2 separate regions of the Homo sapiens genome follow, and region 2 is linked to region 1. A link is an interaction called in ENCODE POLR2A ChIA-PET data of the cell type or tissue named here. Cell type or tissue: Panc1. All regions are shown on one strand.

Region 1 (8,000 bases):
ATATCGCCGGAACCTGGGAGGCGGAGGTTGCAGTGAGCTGAGATCGTGCCACTGCACTCCAGCTTGGGTGACAAAGCGATACTCCATCTCAAAACAAAACAAAACAAAAAAAAGACATGTTACAGCCAGCCTAAGAGGAAATTATTTCCTCTAAGTTTGAAGGTTCAAGTCTCAGCAGTGAAAATGTTGCTTTTTTTTTAGATCTAATACCCCAAAAATACTGACTTGGGCTATCACATTAAGCAGGTAATCATCCATTTTAATAGTAACTATATTCTTGAGCACTTTTACTGCTATTCCAAAATGCTGATGTTATTTGTACCACTTTTCATTCAGAATCATGAAAGAAATCCAGGTCACTCAGCAGATGCCTTAGCATGAGTTTTATTTTTTGAAACAGAGTCTTGCTTTGTCACCCAGGATGGAGTGCAGTGGCATGATCTTGGCTCACTGCAACCTCCACCTCCTGGGTTCAAAGGATTCTCATGCCTCAGCCTCCCGAGTACCTGGGATTACAGACATGCACCACCATGCCCAGCTAATTTTTTGTATTTTTAGTAGAGACAGGGTTTCACCATGTTGGAAAGGCTGGTTTTGCACTCTTGGCCTGAAGTGATCCGCCCACCTCAGTCTCCTAAAGTGCTGAAATTACAGGTGTGAGCTGCCACATCTCGCCTGCCTTAGCGTGAGTTTTAAAAGACTGCAAGAATATATTTCCATGGTTTCATAAACTTTAGTAGTAAACTATATCATTACAATATTGATATAACAACCTACCAGGACATTGCAGAGAGAACACTGCTTCTTTCTTTCATAAGGGGTCAGTTTGGGGGCATAATCAGTATTTGCATGTCGCCCACTGCTTAGCTCAGCAGCTTTTTCTTTTCTTTGTTCAATCTGTTCCATGTGCCTTCGAATACTTTCATCATGCTGTAGATGAAGTCAAAGTGCAAGAATTTCAAAAATTATTCAAATTATGGTGAGAAATTGGAAAAATAATATTTCCATTAAAACTTCAAAAATAATAGAATGTCGTTTCTATGACAACTTACACACTGAAGACAAAGCTTTACACAAAGCCCTTTAATATCACCCACATGAACAGTAATGTTTATTAAAGTGTGCTCCAGGAGATATTAACAAGTGTTTTACAGAACAGGTTCCATGGTCAAATAAATTTGGAAAACAGCAAGCTAAAACTAAACAGGTTTTTAATGTAGAACTTTACAGAACCTCCAGTACGTCACTGTGATATATGACTCAATGCACCTAGCTTTTAGTAGGCATCAACTTACAAATTATTTGCCAATAACACATTTTTGAGAACCACTTCCTGGAACCCACCATGGGAAATGTTAACCTACGGGTAAAGCATATGCTTATCCATACAGCAGGCAAGGCCCATCATGACCAAACCTATAACCTACTCCATTTTTATACCTCCAGTGACAATCCTGGGGGAAAAAACGCTATTTCAGACCTTTGTCCTTATACTCATCTATTTGATATGGCTAGAATGGCATCGCACCTACCTATCCATTTTACTCATCCTCCTTTCAAGATCCAGCTCAGGAAGTGTTCTTTAAAATCACTTCCTGACCTCTGACACTCCTCATATTAGACTAAGTGTCCTCTTCTGTGCTTCCACAGCATTTCATGTATGCCTCTCTTTATGTGGAGGTTATGTACTTAGCATCTGAATTTAAAGTAAATGAAGAGTTTCTTAAAAATCAGAACCATGCCTTATCTCTGCATTCCCCTGCCTACCACAAGGCTCAATAAATACCTGCTACAATAAATTTAAACGCATGATAGATTTCTAGGACTATACAAATAGTAAAATACAGTCTTCTACCTTAGGGGTTTTACTATCTCTGTGAGGAGCCAGCATGTAAATAACTGTGATATAATATGAAACATTCATACTGTTAGAGACTGCCTATGGTTGTAGTAATGCTAAAAATTTTCTAGAAAGTATCAGTTTATCATAATCTCCCAAGCTATAATTATACAATTCATAAGCACTGAAATCAAGTGAAGCAAATTATAAGAAACATCTTTTACTTTACTTTTGAGTGATTAAAACCTATGAATATAAGAAGCCTACCTCTAATGCCTTCAAGTCATTAGTAAATTGCTTAGTAAAAACAGGAAATGTTAGATGAGTAGGTTGCGAGAATTTTCTCCCATTTTGTAGGTTGCCTGTTCACTCTGATGGTAGTTTCTTTTGCTGTGCAGAAGCTCTTTAGTTTAATTAGATCCCATATGTCAATTTTGGCTTTTGTGGCCATTGCTTTTGGTGTTTTAGACATGAAGTCCTTGCCCATGCCTATGTCCTGAATGGTAATGCCTAGGTTTTCTTCTAGGGTTTTTACCGTTTTAGGTCTAATGTTTAAGTCTTTAATCCATCTTGCATTAATTTTTGTATAAGGTGTAAGGAAGGGATCCAGTTTCAGCTTTCTACATATGTCTAGCCAGTTTTCCCAGCACCATTTATTAAATAGGGAAATCCTTTCCCCATTGCTTGTTTTTCTCAGGTTTGTCAAAGATCAGATAGTTTCGCAACCTGCTCATCTGACAAAGGGCTAATATCCAGAATCTACAATGAACTCAAACAAATTTACAAGAAAAAATCAAACAACCCCATCAAAGAGTGGGCGAAGGATATGAACAGACCCTTCTCAAAAGAAGACATTTATGCAGCCAAAAGACACATGAAAAAATGCTCATCATCACTCTCCATCAGAGAAATGCAAATCAAAACCACAATGAGATACCATCTCACACCAGTTAGAATGGCGATCATTAAAAAGTCAGGAAACAACAGGTGCTGGAGAGGATGTGGAGAAACAGGAACACTTTTACACTGTTGGTGGGACTGTAAACTAGTTTGACCATTGTGGAAGTCAGTGTGGCGATTCCTCAGGGATCTAGAACTAGAAATACCATTTGACCCAGCCATCCCATTACTGAGTATATACCCAAAGGACTATAAATCATGCCGCTATAAAGACACATGCACACATATGTTTATTGCGGCACTATTCACAATAGCAAAGACTTGGAACCAACCCAAATGTCCAACATTGATAGACTGGATTAAGAAAATGTGGCACATATATACCATGGAATGCTATGCAGCCATAAAAAAAATGATGAGTTCATGTCCTTTGTAGGGACATGGGTGAAATTGGAAATCATCATTCTCAGTAAACTATTGCAAGGACAAAAAACCAAACACCGCATGTTCTCACTCATAGATGGGAATTGAACAATGAGAACACATGGACACAGGAAGGGGAACATCACACTCTGGGGACTGTTTTGGGGTGGGGGGAGGGGAGAGGGATATCATTAGGAGATATACCTAATGCTAAATGACAAATTAATGGGTGCAGCACACCAGCATGGCACATGTATATATATGTAACTAACCTGCACATTGTGCACATGTACCCTAAAACTTAAAGTATAATTAAAAAAAAAAAGGACACAAGAAGATGGCTTTTAGGATGGTTAAAAAAAAACAATGTAAATACACTTAACATGACTGAACTGTGTAAGAAAAAATATTAAAGATTCTAAATTAAAAAGAAAAAAAACAGGAAATGTTAAACTTCCTTAAATTTTTTTTCCTCAATGGCCCTACCATATCAAAGTAAACTTAGTTTCCAGGTACTAAGTTAGAAATGATTGTAGCAAAATCATATAAGCTTTGTTGTGCAAAGATTAAGAATACAAATTAATTCAATTTTTTTCCTACAAAATTTTGATCTCATGCTCCACTGTAAGCTCTAAAATTTCAAATTAAAAATATATAATATCCTTACCTTGAGCTGAATTTTTTTCTGTAACTCTTCCATAGCTTCTTGTTGAGCAGCTGTGAGTGCTGCCAATCGTTCTTCCCTGTCTCTGTAAGAAGACAGTAAAAATTATAAACTCAACTGCTTAAAGTAACAAATCTCATGAGACTCAAAAATACAATTAGGACACATAGGGTCATATAGTCTAAAGGGCTACTTTTTTAAAATATTCTTCTTAAAGTGCCTACTAAGTCTCAGGTATATTGCTAATTAAATATTTGGGAAACAATAGAGATTATCAGTTATGAAATGGGTTTCTGGACCCAGGCATGGCTTTAAATATTAGCTCAAAGACTGTCATTTAAATATGGCATGTTGAAAACTATATTTATCTCTATTCCCTTCCAAAAACTCAATTAAACCATTAAAAGGAATAGAAAAGGCATAAACTCAAAAAGACAAAGTAGAAGAGGAAATAATCACAAAAAATGGACATCAATATTTCAAAAGCTGAGAAGCAATCCTGAGAAAGCTGAAATCTAAGCTTTCAGAAGGAAACTAATAAGCAAGGTGATTCTACTAGCAAAATTCCATAGAAGCTCAGAAATTGAAGAAACTATAAACTTATGAAGGAAGAGATAAAGGTTGAGGATAAAAATCAGCAGACTGGGAAGGCCTTAAAATACAGCAGATCTCCAAATCTTCCCATGCCGGCAGAAGGTGAAGAGATTACTCCCTAGAGGGTCTGAACAAAAAGACCTGCATTCAGGACAGAAGGCAAATTGGAGGTGAGATAATATACTGAAAACAGGAAGTTTAAGTGAAAATCTACATACAGAAATGGTGAGACAAGTAGCATCTTTCTACTTTTTAACTCACACAGCATGCATAGCCAGCTTTACATACCACTCCCCTCATGTATCCCAGAATTTAAAGTACAATAAATTAAAATAAATAAATAAATAAAAAGAAACAAACTGTTGATACACACATACACACACACACAAAGAAATGTATAAATATATTTTCTCTTTTATTCGCCTAGTTCTCTTAAACATATACAACTGTATAAAGAAATAATTATAAGACTATTGTTTCATTTATGACATATATATGTAAGATATGTGAAAACAGTAACACAAGGGGAAGAGGACATAGAACTTTGGTACAAAGTTGTTCCATTTTAACAAAATTAATTTAGTTTTATCCTGAAGTAGAATATAGTAAGTCGATGAATACTATAATCCAAAAAGCAACTATTAAAGTAACTAAAATAATTTTTTAAAAAACAATGAAAATAATACAACAAAAAGTGGTGGTTTAATAAGAACAAAAGGTAAAGGAGAACAAAAAAGACTTGAGACATAGAAAACAAATATCAAAATGGCGGACATAAATTCAGTCATACCAATAATTACATCAAATGAGAATCGACTAAACATTCCAATCAAAAGGCAGAAATGAGCAAACCAGATAGAAAAGCAAAACCCAACTATATACAGCCTACAAGAGACAGATCTGAGACACAAAAACACAAAAAGGATGAAAATATAAGAACAGAAGACATACCATGTGAATAGTAGATACGGCTATATTTACAACAGAGACAATTTGACATTAATACAAGAAATATTTTTTAAAAATTAAAGAGGAATATTTTATAATGAATCAATACCTCAGTAAGGCAAAACAATTATAAATTACATGAAACTAGCAGTACACCAAAATACATGAAGCCAAAATGTCAAAACTAAACAAGAAATACACAGTTCAACTTATATTTGGAGATTTTGATAATTTTGTCTCAAGAATTTACAGAACTACAGAGAAAATCAGCAGTATACAGAAGACCAGACAACAATATCAATTACCTTTACCTAACTGACATTTAGAGAACACTCCATCCAACAACAGCAGAATGCACATACTTTCGAAGAGCACAAAGAACATTCACTAGTAATGTCCACATCATAAATTATAGCTCAATAAATGTAAAAGCAATAAAATCATACAAAGTACATTCTTCAACCACAAACGACTGCATTATAGATCAACAATAGGAAGAAATTTGTGATATCCCCAAATATTTGGAAACTAAGTAACATGCTTCTAAATAGCCCATGAATCAAATAAGAACTATTACAAAATATAGTTGTCGCTCAGTATCCAAGGGGGATTGGTTCTAGGACACCCCCCCACCATACCAAAATCTGAGGATGTTCAAATCCCTTATAAAAAAATGGCATAGTATTTGCACAAAAGCTATGAACATTCTCCCATATATTTTAAATCATCCCTAGATTACTTATAATACCTAATACAATATGAATGTTATACAAGTAGTTGTTATACTGTACTTTTGGTATTTGTATTATTCTTATCACTGTTTTGGGGTTGTCTTCCCGAATATTTTTGACCCATGGTTGACTGAATCTGCAGATGTGGAACCTCTGGATAGAAAGAGCCAAATGTATTTTGAATGGAAATAAAAATACAGTATATCAAAATTGATGAGAGGTGCTTAAAGATATGCTAAGAAAAAAAGTATACCTTTAAATATTTATATTAGAAATGCAGGGAGGGTGGGGCAGGAAAAAAAAAGAAAAAACAAAAAAGAAAAAAGATTAAATACATACATAAATGTAAAAATAGTTTCAAATCAATCAACTAAGCTTCAACCTCATAAAGAAAAGAAGGCAAAGCTAATCAAACCCAAAGTAAGCAGAAGGAAATAAATGATAAACATCAAAGCAAAAGTCAATGAAGCAAAAACCAGAAACACAACATAGAAATGCAATGAAACCAAAGGTTAGTTCTTTGGAAAGAGCGACAAAATACATAAACCTTTAGCTAGACTAATAAGAAAGAAAATTGACATAAATTTCCAAAATTAAGAATGAAAAGAGGAGGCTGGGCACGATGACTCACACCTGTAATCCCAGCACTTTGGGAGGCCAAGGCAGGCAGATCACTTGAGGTCAGGAGTTCAAGACCAGCCTGGCCAACATGGTGGAACCCTGTCTCTACTAAAAATACAAAAATCAGCCAGGAGTGGTGACACATGCCTATCATCCCAGCTACTTGGCAGGCCAAGGCATGAGAATCTCTTGAACCTGGTAGGGGGAGATTATGGTGAGCTGAGAGCGCACCACTGCACTCCAGCCTGGGCAACAGAAAAGAAAAGAAAAAAGAGTGAAGGAGAGATATCACTATAAATCATGCTCAAAATACTTATAAAACAATTACAAACAACTTTATTTTATTTATTTATTTATGAGATGGAGTCTTGCTCTGTTGCCAGGCTGGAATGCAGTAGCGCAATCTCGACTCACTGCAACCTCCACCTCCAGGGTTCAAGCGATTCTCCTGCCTCAGCCTCCCAAGTAGCTGGGACTACAGGCACGTGCCACCATGCACGCCCAGCTAATTTTTGCATTTTTAGTAGAGATGGGGTTTCACCATGTTGGCCAGGATGGTCTCCATCTCTTGACCTCATGATCCACACGCCTTGGCCTCCCAAAGTGCTGGGATTACAGACATGAGCCACCGCACTCTGCCAAGAACTTTATAACAAGTAGATCACTTAAGACGAAAAAGACAAATTCCTAGGAAGACATTAATTATCAAAGCTGACTCCAGAAGATGTGAAAAATCTCAATAGACCAAAAACAAGGGGAAAAAAACTTAACTGGTAATTTGAAATATTCCCCCAAAGAAAAACCCAAGCCTGATGGCTTTACTGGTAAATTCCCCCAAACATTTAGAAAGAAATAATACCTATCTTATGCAAATGATTTCTCAAATAGAGCAGGAAACATTCTGTAAGGCCAGAATTGCCATAACACAAAAGCCAGACAAAAACATCACAAGAAAACTACAGATAAATACCCCTCATGAACATGCCCTTGGCAAGAAGCCACCAACAAATAAAAACTATTGTATATCATGACAAAGTGGGAATTAACCCAAGAATGCAAGGTTATCTTAATATCCAAAAATTAATGTAACATACCATATTAATAAAGAGTAAAACCCACAGTCATCTTAATGGACCCACAAAAAGATGGATTTCACCAAATTCAAAGTCCATTCATGTTAAAGGCTCTCAACAAACTAGAAACAGAAAGAAACTTCCTCAATCTATGAAGAGACTTTATCAAAAATCTACAGCAAGTATCACACATAGTAGTGAAAGAT
Region 2 (8,000 bases), 94 kb after region 1:
AAGGATAAAAGCCCTCAGTTGTTTAAAAGAAAATTTCACTTAAATGAGGAAGCTTTTAAAAAATTATGCATAGGTACCTTAAAGTTTTCATTTTCACTTATGTGTTTTAATAATACAAATATTGGCCAGGCACAGTGGCTCACACCTGTAGTCCCAGCACCCTGGGAAGCCAAGGCAGGTGGATCACTTGAGGCCAAGAGTTCAAAACCAGCCTGGCCAACATGGTGAAATCCTGTCTCTACTAAATAACAAAAATTAGCTGGGCGCGGTGGTGTGCACCTGTAATCCCAGCTACTCGAGAGACTGAGGCATGAGAATTGCTTGAGCCCAGGAGGCAGAGGTTGTAGTGAGCCAAGACTGCACGACTGCACTCCAGCCTGGGTGACAGAGTGAGACTCCATCTCAATTTAAAAAAAGAAAAAGACATAAATATGCATTAATTCGTCAATCTTGATAAAGACACTACTAAAAGAGGCTTTTTCTTTGTGTACATTTCTTACATGAACCAAAAGCATGATGCCTCACTGACAACATCTAAATTTGGTTCCTTTAAAGTGGAGTGAAAATTCAGTGATGTCTATTATATAATTTAATGCACAATTCTCCTTAACCTTAATAATATTTTCCCCAAATTTTTATAGTTATCCTGTGTACTCCTCATTTGACAGCAACTTTACCAGTTCCCTTTATCAAAGCTTCCAAAAATTTATCTTAGTTTTCACAAAAACAATGACTCTTTTTACACTCATATTTTAATGGTCTACTTAATATTTAAATTATGAGTTAAAATAATGAAAACAATTCACATAAGCCAAGTTTGGTAACTAACAACACATTTGAAGTAAATATATAACTCAACCAGCAGAAGCAGAAGTGAGTAGATATACAAAATGTAGTCTATGAGCCAAAATTGTTCCTCAAGCTGAAACAGTGTGTTCTACGATGATAATGAAGACTGAATTAACCCAATGACACAGTTACGTGCAGATCAATATAAGAACTTTTACCACACACGAATTAACGGCTTTGAGTGTTACAATAAACCATACACTATACAATACTCTGAACCACACACCAATGAAGTGCATTACAGGGCAAGTTTCCTTAAAATGGTGCTTGAATATATAAATATTTGTTTTCATTTGCATATATATCTTTTCCCTACTCCACTACGGTTCAATTATTAAATGGTTCCAAAGCCCATCAACCTTTAAAGGCAATACTACCTAATAACTCCATAAAGGAACTTGAAAGCAAAAGTTAGATTCTATTAAACAAACACTTCATCAGCTTTTACTAAATGCCATACAGTGCCAGGCACTTAGAATACAGAGATACGGCAGTAATCTTGCCTCAAAGAAGGTCCTAGTATAAGTACAAAAAAATAGACATTAAAAGAAAGAGTATAAGACATTGCAAATGTAACAATAAAACTGTATCCAAGGTTGAGCAGTAACAAGAGGTGAAAGCTATTAACTGTGACATGAAGTTAGGAGATAAAAAGCAGTCAAGAAAGGTCAGGTTTTAACAGAAAAAAGAAAACTGACCAAGCAAACTACTTACCAACCCTTCCATTAAACATCAGATGTTAACATTCACTCTAAAGAAGTAGAGTCCAAAACAACTTAGTCTTAAAAACAATTTTTTTGTTTGTGCGAAACAAATGTGACAATTTTTTAAAATAATACAACTACCAGAGATTGAAATACCATTTGAAGCAAACAAAGAGCTGACCAAAAAACTTAAAAGGAAAAGCTCAAGAATGAGACATCCATGGGAGGCTTTGAAAAGTTCTAGCAAATTCCTGAAAATCAAGAAGGCCACACACATATGCAGGTTGTGTGCATACCTAGGAAATATTTGAGAGGACCCTAATCTCTTACCTATGACTGGCCTTGAGGCTCTAAGAAAGGAGGAACTGACAAGCAAAGGCAGTTATAAACTGCCAGAGCATTCAAAGTATGTCCCAACAGACAGACAGAACCAGGTGAGAACTAAGAGATTTATTGGCTCAAGGTATTTAAGGAAACCTCTGTCAAATCGTTAGGTGATGTTGACAAAACATACTGTTGTATAGCTACATACAACATACATCAACATACACTCATGTTGTGTGTACCCATGAAACAAAATATACAGACGTCACAGAATGAGTTAAGTGTAGCACTAAACTAACAGTAACAACAACAGTCACAGTTAACAATCCTGGAGAGAGTAGCTATCTGATCTCCAAAGATGTCACATTTTATCATTTAAAATGCCTACTTTTCAACCAAAAAAAAAAAAAAATCAGATGATGTGCCAATAAACAGGAAAGTATGGCCCATTCACAAGAAGAGCAGCAACAGGAAGCCCGGACATTGGGCTTACTAGACAAAGACTTTAAATCAGCTATTAACTACATTTAAAGAACATCAAAGTGGCCAGGCACAGTAGCTTGTACCTGTAATCCTAGCACATTGGGAGCCCAAGGAGGGTGGATCACTTGAGGTCAGGAATTTGAGACCAGCCTAGCCAACATGGCAAAACCCTGTCTCTACCAAAAATACAAAAATTAGCTGGGCATGGTGGCATGCGCCTATAATTCCAGCTACTCAGGAGGCTAAGGCACGAGAATCGCTTGAACCCAGGAGGTAGACATCGCAGTAAGCCAAGATCACGTCACTCTACTCCAGCCTGGGCAACAGAGCAAGACTATATCTTAAAAAAAAAAAAAAAGAAAAGAAAAAGAAAAAGAAAAAATGAACAGATCCTCAAATGGGACAGCATCAAGAGTACAAACGTGTACAGTGGAATTTTCAAAGGAGAGAAGAGAGAGAAAGGGGCAGAAAAAAAAACATTTAAAGGAATAATGGGCAAAAACTTCCCAAATTTGATTAAAAACATTAAATACATATCCAAGAGACTCAACAAACTCCAAGTATGATAATCTCAGAGAGCCACACTTAGATATATCATAGTCAGAGGATCAAAAGCCAAAGACAGACAATCTTGAAAGAATCAAGAGAGAAGTGATGGATCACATTCAAGGATCCTCAATAACAGCTGATTTCCCATCAGAAACCATAGCAGCCAGAAGGCAGTAAGGAAACATAAAGTGCTGAAAGAAAGGATTATTAACCAAGAATTCTACATACTACAAAACTGCCCTTCAAAAACTGAAAGATAAATTAAGACAAACACCGAGAACATCTGTTCCTAACAGACCTGTCCAACAAGAAATACTAAAGGGAGTCCAGGCTCAAACAAAAGGACAATAGATAGTAACTCGAATCTGTATGAAGAAATGAAGACTCCAGTAAAGGACTAGAAAAGAAAACTATACAGGTAACCACAAAAGACAATATAAATGTAGTTTTTGTTTGTAGCTCTTTTCTTCTCCTGATTAAAGAGACAATGGCAAAAAACAGTAATTTTAAAACTGTGTTGAGCTTGTAATATATAAATAATGTAATTTGTATGACAATAACACAATGTATGATATGTATTAATATACAGATCTATTGCAAAGGAAATTGTTAATTCATGTTATATAATATTTGGCATAAAATATGTGAGTTTTAATCTTTGAATTACTATTTATGATTGAATATATTCCATGTCCTAAAAGCTAAACTATAATCTCCTGGAATTTTTTTTTTTTTTTTGAGACGGAGTCTCACTCTGCTGCCCAGGCTGGAGTACAGTGGCGTGATATTGGCTCACTGCAACCTCCACCCGCCCCCGCCCCCAAATAGCTGGGATTACAGGCACATGCCACGACACATGGCTAATTTTTGTATTTTTAGTAGAGATGGGGTTTTGCCATTTTTGCCAGGCTGGTCTCAAACCCCTGACCTCAAGTGATCCTCCCACCTCGGCTCCCCAAAGTGCTGGGATTACAGGTGTTTTTACTTTTTATATAGACAATTTCAAACATATCCACAATGCAGGAAGACAGGTCCCTTGGTAAACCCAGCTCTTCCCTCTCTGGCTTGCAATTTTCAGGCAAAACGTACCAAGAATGCAACATCTTGAAATAAGAAGGAACTGCCCACGACGGCCCAGGCTTTGTCCTTATCCCTGTAGAAGAGGATGCCTGCAACGCTTGCACTCAATAACCTAAGTGACATCGGTGTATAAAATCCAGAGCAGGGTGCTTTTGGGGTCTTTTGGCTGTGGTAATAAATGGAGCTCACACAAATGAAACTCCATTCCCCTGGTTAGCTTTCCTGAGTCCCAGGGAACTATCTTGCCATGGATCCTAGGCTTCTGTTGATCCTTGCTGCCTATCTGTGAGTAACAACATTGCTTTACCTAACTTGTGCAAGTCAGCATATGACTCACCAAACTCCTCCAGTGGCAACAGGGTTTATGCAAAACCTTCCATCAGATCTAGGAACCTTAGCAGAAATTGATGAGATGTTTAGAATCCTCCCCGGGATTGCTAACCAACACACAGTGTTCCCCTCCTGTGTCAGAACCTGTATACAGTATTCTGCATAACATATACATGGATATTTTTATAGTAGAATATCAGAATCATAATACTATAATAACTAAGAAAATAATTTAATGCAAGTCTTAGTAGTTTTTTCTTAGTTCATCTCACCCAAAATTTAAGCTTCGTCGAGCATTTGATGTTACATTTATTCTATCTGTTGATGGACTTGGAATCACATGGCGTCCCGGAGACATCTTCTTTACTTCCCATGCCAATGATGTTGGTCTGCGAATTCAATATATAAACCAGATTAAATTAACAGAGAAAAGGGAGAAACAAATAATCTTTTCTCTTGGTTGTTAGTGGCTGAAAAAATAATCCTACTTTTCAACAACAACAACAAAAAGTCACAACATGTGCAAATGTTCCCCTAGAGCATTGCTTACCAGAAAGTTACCATACTATCAGTGAGAAATCATAGTTGATAAACGGTTCAGGATTTTCTACCGACTGCAGCACAGCAACACTACTCCAATTACCTCAAAAAGGTCATGGGGTTACAGGGATATGAGATACGCTACTTACGATTTATAAGCTTCCAAATGCCCAGCTAAAAAAATGTTTAAAAGGCAATGATACTACTTCAATCTACTTGTCTCTGATGTCCTGGAGAGTTTGTGAAACATGTATCAAGAGAAAGAATACGGTAAGGGTTAAATGAAGAGTAGGAAAATATAAAATGTCCTTCCTCTACCTCTTAATCACTCACGAGAGTAGGATTTCACTGCTCTTTGCTGGGAAAGCTAAGAAACATAACTTAACGTCTACTCCTCCTCCTTCCTTGGCACCACAACCAATTGGCTTACAGGATGCATAACATGCCCTCAATCAGATCCCCATAACTCCTGTGGGTATCCCTGTGTCTTACTCTCCATTTCCTTTCAATCTTGCCAACTGTTGATATCTGTTTTTAAAAATTTCACTGGCAAATAGTATTTCATTGTCTTTGTTTTTTAAATTATACGTTTATTATCATTACTAGTGAAACTGAACTTTTTAACCAACCATCTGAATTTCTTCATTTGCGATTCACATGTTGGTATCTTTCCTTCATTTTTTCCACTGGGATTTGCACCATTTTCTGATTAATTTGAAATAGTTTACTACTACTCTTATGGCTACAAATCCATTGGCATTGGTGATACAACTATTTTGCCTTTAGTTTTTCCTTTTTAGTTGGAAACATTTGTTCTCTTCCTATTTAATCAGTGTATCAATATTTTTCTTTGTGGTGTCTGCCTGTGTCTTACAAAGTCCTCACACGCAAAACAAATATATAAATATTTACCTATATTTTCTTCTTTAAACATATACAACTTCAGTTTTTACATTTAAATCTCCAGGCTAGCCAAAATAAATTTTGATGCATGATTTGAAGAATGCAAGATGGATAATGCCATCTATAGAGCACTTTAAGACTGCTTTCCATATATAAGTGCTGTCTCATGAGGCAAAGAAGAGAAATGCTGATAACTGGCAAAAGTAAAAGGGATGCCTCAGCCAGGCATGGTGGCCCATTCCTGTAATCCCAGCACTTTGGGAGGCCAAGGAGGGCAGATCACTCGAGGTCAGGAGTTCGAGATCAGCCTAGCCAACATGGTGAAGCCCTATGTCTACTAAAAATACAAAAATTAGCTGGGCGTGGTGGCGGGTGCCTGTAATCCCAGCTACTTGGGAAGCTGAGGCTTAAAAGTGGAAGGTGGAGGTTGCAGCGAGCCAAGATGGCACCACTGCACTCCAGCCTGGGTTAAAGAGTAAGACTCTGTCTCCAAGGAAAAAAAAAAAAGGGATGCCTCAGGTATATTTTTGAACCACAGTGCCAAGAGAGGAATGGTAACCACTCTGTTAAGCTTGGGTTTGGCTTATGTAACTTTTCCAATACAATCCTCAACACAGCCACCAATAGGTAACTGAATTTTGCAAGCACAAAAAAAAAAATTTTTTTTTAATGCATTGGTGATTACATTACAGACCTTTGGATACAACAAACAAACTCAATCAAGTTAAATAAAAAAATGAAAAGAAAAAGAAAATAAAGATTTATTGTAAGGATATAAACTGTACAAGGTCAAAGACATCCAAAAGTTGGGGGAGACTAGAATCAGGGCTCATGAGGATTAGACCCGGTATAGGCTCTCAAAGGCCACATAATTTCTGTTTCTCTCTGTAAATCTATTCCCTTTTTTTTCCCAACCTATTTTACTCTGCTTATTGTCACAAAGACAATACAGCCACAAGTCCCAAATCAGCATGATGATCTCTTAGCTTGGTTCAACCCAGTGAAAGAATGAAACCCCAGATCCAATCACCTATTACCAACGTAAGGGTAAAATTGCTTAGTACAAACAAAGACATTTAGGCCTGACCCACCCAGGGACTGTGGATGAAGTAGGCACTGAAAAACCATCAAAAATTTTACTGTGAGAAACAAAAATGTTAAAAGGATCAACCTATCTTAGTTTCCCTAGATTTGGTTTCCCGGGAATCCAGCCCTTCTGGATTTCTCCCTTGGAATTCCTTTACCCTACTGGTTCTGACTGCCTGTAGGGCTGACACATCAGGATGAGATAAAAGATGCCTTTTTTACTGGATAGTTTCACCCACTAAGATTGAACCAAGATTAAATCCAAAGCAAAGAGGCAGGATAGGCCTATTTGCTTGGCAGGAGGCGGGGGGAAGCAGCCTTGTAGCTCCATATGACTTGGCAAGTTTACCAGAGTTTAGGAATTACTTAGATGTCTAAACTAAACTGCTCTTTTGCCTTTGTACAGAACCAAAATAATACTAAGTCCATTTGATTATCTATTTCTAGAGTATCTAATTCTCCCTACTGTTACTACCTTAATCTGAGTAGCCATCATCTCTAAACTACATTGCTATATGTCAACCTTCCCACATGGCAGCCAAAATGATCTTTTAAAAACATAAATCTGATATGTCACTTCCCTACTTTAAAACCCTTTATTGGCTCAAAGTCAAATCTAAATCCCTTATTATTTCTACTGAGCTCTACACAATGTGGTCCTAGCCTAGCTCTCTAGGCTCATCTCATGCTACTCTCCCCTTGTTCTTTTCACTCCTGCCCTACTAAATTCCTTGATTACACTGTGCTCCCTTTCACTTCAAAGATATCACACATGCTGTTAGCATTATCTCGAATTACTCTTTTCTCTTTGTCTAACTCCTACTTAACAATTCTGTCTCAATTTAAATGTCACCTCCTCAGGAAGCCTTCCTAGACTTAGCAAACTGGTTAAGAGTGTTTTTTCTTATACTGACAGAGAAAGCTGTATTTCTTCTTGATGACACTTGGCACATTTATACTTACTTAACATCAGTCTTTCCTGTTAGAAATGCACTTAGTCCATTCAGGCTGCTACAACAAAATACCTTATGACTGGGTAATTTATAAACAACAATAAGAAATTTATTTCTCATAGTTCTGGATGCTGGGAAGTACAAAATCAAGGTGCCAGCAGATTCAACGTCTGATATGAGCCCTGTTCCTTATAAAGAT

The links. ChIA-PET counts read pairs that join two places held together with the same protein. Peaks named below come from ENCODE experiments on the same cell type or tissue, not always from the same donor. Only the 100,000 strongest peaks of a DNase experiment are listed, where the experiment ranks them.
Region 2: POLR2A ChIA-PET joins it to region 1 with 16 read pairs; 2 of 35 experiments call an interaction of 5 or more read pairs at or near these places.

The regions. Positions count from the first base shown.
Region 1 is chr15:76,702,073-76,710,072 of GRCh38, forward strand. It overlaps SCAPER (S-phase cyclin A associated protein in the ER), which reads right to left. Exons shown (of 32, transcript NM_020843.4): 18 at 3,831-3,912; 19 at 778-930. Among named protein-coding and RNA genes, the nearest start is that of MIR3713, 120 kb to the left of the region's middle. In Panc1, no CTCF peak of the experiment used is centred here; no DNase peak of the experiment used is centred here.
Region 2 is chr15:76,795,657-76,803,656 of GRCh38, forward strand. It overlaps SCAPER (S-phase cyclin A associated protein in the ER), which reads right to left. Exons shown (of 32, transcript NM_020843.4): 7 at 4,592-4,708. Among named protein-coding and RNA genes, the nearest start is that of SCAPER, 110 kb to the right of the region's middle. In Panc1, no CTCF peak of the experiment used is centred here; a DNase peak (open chromatin) is centred at 4,336.